2 separate regions of the Homo sapiens genome follow, and region 2 is linked to region 1. The links are chromatin contacts, found by Hi-C or POLR2A ChIA-PET in ENCODE. All regions are on one chromosome and are shown on one strand. Each heading gives the region's core, a stretch centred on a gene start or an enhancer-like site at or near the end of the contact. The rest is flanking DNA. Distances are from core to core; before and after follow the strand shown.

The links. A loop is a pair of places that touch in the nucleus more often than their neighbours do. ChIA-PET counts read pairs that join two places held with the same protein, here RNA polymerase II (POLR2A).
Region 2: a loop to region 1 is called in a map of GM12878, with 6 times the contacts of the local background. The contact joins two enhancer-like sites. A Hi-C loop is called at or near these places in 1 of 168 maps with a recorded cell type or tissue (GM12878). POLR2A ChIA-PET finds 5 or more read pairs at or near these places in 2 of 52 experiments (GM10248 and OCI-LY7).

Annotation. Positions count from the first base shown.
Region 1 is chr3:98,554,845-98,557,806 of GRCh38, reverse strand. No RefSeq gene overlaps it. Among named protein-coding and RNA genes, the nearest start is that of GPR15, 24 kb to the right of the region's middle. RefSeq lists enhancers at 1,244-1,323, 1,454-1,773, 825-2,024. Within about 2 kb of position 1,451, at least 6 of the 41 ENCODE cell types and tissues checked have a DNase peak (open chromatin) inside an H3K27ac peak, as active enhancers do; they include GM12878, where a contact is called at or near this core.
Region 2 is chr3:112,127,484-112,130,445 of GRCh38, reverse strand. It overlaps GCSAM (germinal center associated signaling and motility), which reads left to right. Exons shown (of 6, transcript NM_152785.5): 2 at 1; 3 at 2,385-2,429. It also overlaps a transcript of C3orf52 not described here. Among named protein-coding and RNA genes, the nearest start is that of GCSAM, 4.3 kb to the left of the region's middle. Within about 2 kb of position 1,370, at least 7 of the 41 ENCODE cell types and tissues checked have a DNase peak (open chromatin) inside an H3K27ac peak, as active enhancers do; they include GM12878, where a contact is called at or near this core.

The DNA of each region.
Region 1 (2,962 bases), core at 202-2,701:
ATTACGCATTTGTCCCAATCCATAGAATATACAACACCAGGAGTGAGCCCTAATGTAAACTAACAACTTTGGGTTATTACAATGTGTCACAAAAAAACCTCATCTCATATCCTTTGTCATATTAAGGTGCAAATAACTGATGAAAAATTCAAGTGCTACAAGGAAGCTGTGTAGCTGACAGGCTAAAGCTCCAGTTCAGCTTGCAAGTGGGTGTGAGAGTCTACGGCAGCTCACAACCTTCCCATGAATCATAAGAGGATGGGAGTGGAGATGAGAGGTGAGAGGCAAAACTGAAAGAGGAGAGGATTTGATTTGAAGGCACAAGATTTGGGTTCTGGTGGTGGCTCTATCACTTCCTGGATGAGTGATCTTGAGAATTCCCTGAAACTCGTTTTTCTCACCTGAGTAACAAGCTTAAGAATAGCACATTCTATCTGTGCTTTAATGAGGATAAATTGAGATAATATATGAGGACATGCTTCACTAATTGTAGTTATACAAAAATGCTGGTTATTGGTCACAAAAAAGGCAGATGTGCTTTTGAAACATTCAGACTACGGTTTGACAATGGGGCCAGTCTGCCTGTATTCCATCATTTTTACTCTCCTTTTCTATTAACTCCATGTGTCCACTTTCTCATCCTAAAATTGGAATAAAAATATTTACTCTCCTGGTTGCTTAAAGGATTGAAATAGAAATGCATGTAAAGTAGAAAAGTATCTGTCTCTCCCCGTCTCTACTCCAGTAAGTGATCAACCAAAGTTGTTGCAATTTCCTTCCAAAATCCACAGGCAATGACATTAATCTGTGTTATGCTCAATCAAAAGGCATGCCCCAGTGACCCAGAAAAGAAGAAACCTGTGACATTCCCATTATTTCCCACAGGGCACTGATCACTTTCTACTTCTCCTAGCTCACCGTGTCCATCACTCATTCCTCAACCCTTTGGGTGGGAATGAGGCATTTGCCCCTACCAGTCTATTAAAATTGCACCTAAATTTACCTTAGAGGAAGTAAATTATAAAGAGCTCTTTGGACTGTTAAAAGTGAAGTGATGTATTTAGAAAGCGAGAGAATTTAAAAATACAGAACCATGATCAATTCTGTTTTAACTTGCAGTATATAGTTGAGAGCATGGTGTACAGGTGGGAACTGGAAAAACTGATTATTTGTTACAGTTGTTATATTTCTGAAAAAGGTGTTTATTCTTGTTTTCTTCACATCTGTTTCCAGTTGCCACTTGTCTTCTTGGGTGGAAATAACTTCTTTTCTATGAACTGGCAGAGTTTCTCTGGGTGTGGGGAGGTTCTGAACTTTGCGTGAGAGTGCTCTCCTTAGTTCAGTAATGAGATCAGTCACCAAGTCACCCCTTTGCTCTCTGGTGATGGCTGCCACCTCTTGCTTTCATGAGAAATGATAAAGCAAATGAGTCAGTGCCTAGGACCCTTCAAGAATGGCACGCGATGCTCAGCTAACCTCAAACCTTAGCTCTAGCTAAGGAGGTTTCAAAAAAAAGCCTTTGAGAAACTCTCCTTCCAGAAATACAGGCATGCATCTGGCTTCCTTCTCTTTTTCTCTATTGGCCTTTTATTTGGCGTTCTGGATTTCATTTAACTTTTTAAAAACACTGAAGTATGATTTTTAGTTTGAATAAAAAAGCAGTGATGTAGTAACCTGTGATCTTCCCCTTTAAGGTAAGATTCTGCAAAATTTTATGAAAAGACAATGTAGTTTTGCATAGTAGATGAGGGCAGAAATGTTTACTTTCCTAATTACCAGTTACCTCCTGGTCAACAAGTACAATCTGAGATCTTTTTGCTTACGTAGCGCTGTCAATTTCCTTTTTTCACCTGAGATAATCTTTTGTTTCGATAACTGTTTTCATAACCCATGCCGTGTTTTTTCCTCTGTTGTTTTTCTTTTTCTTTTTCTTTCTTTTTTTTTTTTTCAGACGGAGTTTCGCTTTTGTTGCCCAGGCTGGAGTGCAATGGCGCCATCTCGGCTCACCGCAACCTCCGCCTCCTGGGTTCAAGCGATTCCCCTGCCTCAGCCTCCCGAGTAGCTGGGGTTACAGGCATGTGCCGCCATGCCCTGCTAATTTTGTATTTTTAGTAGAGACGGGGTTTCTCCATGTTTGTCAGGCTGATCTCAAACTCTCGACCTTAGGTGATCCGCCCGCTTCAGCCTCCCAAAGTGCTGGGATTACAGGCGTGAGTCACCACGCCTGGCCCCGTTTTTCTATTTTTTAAACTACAGTAATTCTCTTTGATTTAAATATTTGTAAAGATATGTACAATAAAACTATTCTTAAATCATAGGGGAAAACAAAATATGGAGCAATAGAGCAATTCTAAATGAAATGCAAGCCTAAACTACTTTTTTAACAAGCTTTGTAAATAATCACTTGTTTGCAAAGGAGGTGGTGATTCATGTGAGAGGAGTAGAAAGAAAGATTTTGGTCCCTTTGAAATTTTATTATTGTTCTTCTAAGTACATCGTCTAGAAAGAAAGCAAACCAATAGCGTTTTGGAATTGTTTAGTCACTAATTGTATTCCATGAGCATTCTTTCTGGTTCACTGGAATTCAGTGTATAAGTCTGGGGACAAAGTGAAGCTCTGAAGTTATGAGCTTTGGACAGCAGGATGGCGAATTAAGGTGGTGGAAAAGGAAACTTTGATGTTGGAGAAACTGGTGTAGCTCAGAACGTAGAACAGAAAAAGCCAACTATTTGGCCAAAGTATCCATCTTTTAAAGAGATACAGTTTTAATCAAGTGAACAGGTAGGACTTCAGTCTGGGTGTTTATTTTTGTCTATTTATACAAATTCTTTATCACTCAGATCAAAGAGTTTGCATTAGGTAGTATTATGTTTCTATATTTTCTTAAATCAATATACACAATGAATTGTTATTAGATCATAAGAAATGCCAAACTGGATCAGATTTACAATTCATCCACCCA
Region 2 (2,962 bases), core at 121-2,620, about 14 Mb before region 1:
GGTGAGAGCAAAATCAACCAAACACCCCCCAGACCTTGCCCAAGGAGAACGAAGTATGTCAAGCCCTGGACTTCACATCCCAGTGAGAGAGGGCCCTGTTTAGACCAGTAGCAGTTGCAATAGTAACAAATGTGAAGACAGGACAAAAGATAAAATGCTTGAAAACTTTGGACAGGAGATATGCTACTTTGCTAGAAGCCTAATGTAACTCCTAGCAACAGGAACTAAGACCCTGCTAGTCCCTGTTATGCCCTGTTATAAAATAAAAGGTCTTATTTCCTGTTGTCATTTTGTTTGTCTATCTCAGGTACCTTTGTGCTCAACCTCCACCCTAGCCATTTTATTTTAAGCTATAGGTGTCTATTTCTGAAGTGACCACATGCCCCATGTTACGACAATTTTTAGAAAGTTTGTGGAGACACCATTGTGATTGCCCTGATGTTGTTAAACAAAGACCACCTCATTAATTCTTTTTGAACAGACCTTTCAAATGTCCAGCCCTAAAGAATTCTCTCTAAGGAAAGGAATAATTAAAATATGGAACTAATGTTCCAGGATCCAAGAATCCTAAGGGCTGACAAGGTCAGTTTTTCTGTGGCCTGTAAAGTTATCTGTGCTTTTCACATGGTTTCAGGAGGAGATTTTGAAAGAGGAGCAATTAAAAAACAAGCACTGTTGTTATTTTCTAACACCAATGCCCGCGTTAGGGGCTGGAGACCCAGAGATTCCTTTCAACAGGGTGAATTTTTTCAGTTCAAGTTGAGAATTACATATTTTCAGGGGTATCATTGGGCATATTTTAAGGCATACAGTTCAAATGATGAAATAAATCAGAAGGGCCACGGCATTATAACAAGGGAGAGGTTGGGTAGACCAGAGAGCCAGAGAAGGCATTGTGAAAGAGACAGATACCTCAAATTCCTGACACGTAGCCTAAGGGTATAGAGATTTGTCTAGCTTGCTTCTTGGAGGCTATCTGAACCCATCCCAAACCAAAACCACCATGTTGAAATGCAAGAATAAACTGCAGAAAAGTCAAGTAGGAGAAACAGCCAGCTTACAGATCGTTTTTGCCCATATTTAACCTCAGCTTATTCTTATAACTCCATGTGTAAGCAGTATATACATCCTCTTTTATAGATTTAAAAACTGTGGCCTCAGGAGTTCAGAGAATATCTCTCAAAATCATCCCCCTCCTCTTATCTCATTCATTTCTCCTCAGTGAATCTGGTTTGTTAACTTGGTGTGATTCAGTAGTTTTCTTACGATGTTTCCTTAGCAACAAAGCAGATAATGTAAGCAAACGGTCTGAAGCACATTGAAGGTAACCTAAAGAAGAGGAAGAGCTGCAGCTGTGCCTCTGGGCCCCAAAGGCTTTGATGATGCATAGATCTTAGAGGTTGTCAGAATGCTCAGCCAAGCAGGTGATCACAGCCAAGGTCACGATGCAGTCAGCCTCTCCTCCACTGCTCCTCCTGATGAAACTTCATGGGAAAGCTCACGGGGGGAGATATTTTTGGATGGTGTTTTCCAAACATTTTTACATACTGTAACTGATACTACTTTATAAAGGGCTTTCACATTCAACCATGTAGGTAGTTGACTATGCCTCAAATTCAGAAAAATGTACAGAATGATACTTATACATTAATGTAGATGCAGGACTGCAGAGAGATTCTAAGCCTTTGTGCTATAAGAGAGAGAAGTCCTGTTATTTAACTATATCGTTGGAGTCAAGGTGGTAGATTTGCTGACCTCCTGCACCAGGGTTGTCCTGTCCTTGGCTATTCATTCTGTATTCATATCTTCATCAAATATTTTTTGAAAACCCATTTACTGTGTGCCAGATGTTGTGTCATAGACTGGAAATACATACCACGATGAACAAGATCAATATGGTCCCCAGCTTTGTGAAGCTCACATTCTAGTGTAGAATATAGACAAGTGAGCAAACAATTGCAATATACTGTAAATTGGAGAAATTCAGAATATAGTAAAATACTGATATTGCCTAACCCATACCTGAAAAAAATGATTTGTAAAATTTCCATACACTTGTACCTTGATTTCCTGGGGATAACACTTACGTGTTCTTCATTACAAGGGAACCAAGGAAATTACCAGAATTGAGAGTGAGGAAACATTTTTCCTTTGCTGGGAACACAGCAGAAAGCTTTTTTCCTGATTAGGAATTTGATAGTATCATCTTCATCCTAGGAAGACAAAGGCATTCTACCATGAGAGATGTGTCCAAGTTATCTAGAATGAAACACGCTTGCGGGGAGAAAAAAAGTTTTCCACAGAAATGGCAAAAGGAAAGGAGTCACCTTAACAAAGCTGCAGAAATCAACCTTATGATTTGCCATCTCTCTTGGGTATTTTAGATGCTGGGATCACCATATCGCTGAAGGGTGTTTCTGCCTTCCATGGTGAGTGGACAGTTGTTTTTAGGAGTTATTTCCCTAAGTGTGGTTTCAATGTGGTATTTGCTGTAAGTTACCTGTGACTGTCTGTGGCCACAGTGGAAGCCTGTCAGTAGCCCAGATACAATCACCTAAGAGTTAATCAGGGAAGCAATCCTTCCAATTTGATGAGAAACAGGAACAATAGTCTCATGGGTCGCATGCTCTCCTCAAACAGGAAAGCCTCAGAAGCAAAGATGAAACTAGCTACTAACGTAGAAAACATACGTTTTTTTCACACTGCAAATCTGAGTCTGCATGTTCCGAAGCACACATTTCTATCCCTTGCACATAGAACTTATAGTCGGGGTGATAGTATAATTTATCATCTGAACTAAGATACCTTTGAGAGTGAAAGGGATGCTAAAAATAGTTAAAGCTCGCTAAGTGATTGATAATGACCTTCACCAGACTGAGGCAAACCAGGACATAGGGTTACCCTCACAGCAGATGTTCTTGTCTACTGAAACGATAGTGGGCTTCCATTATATTTATATCAC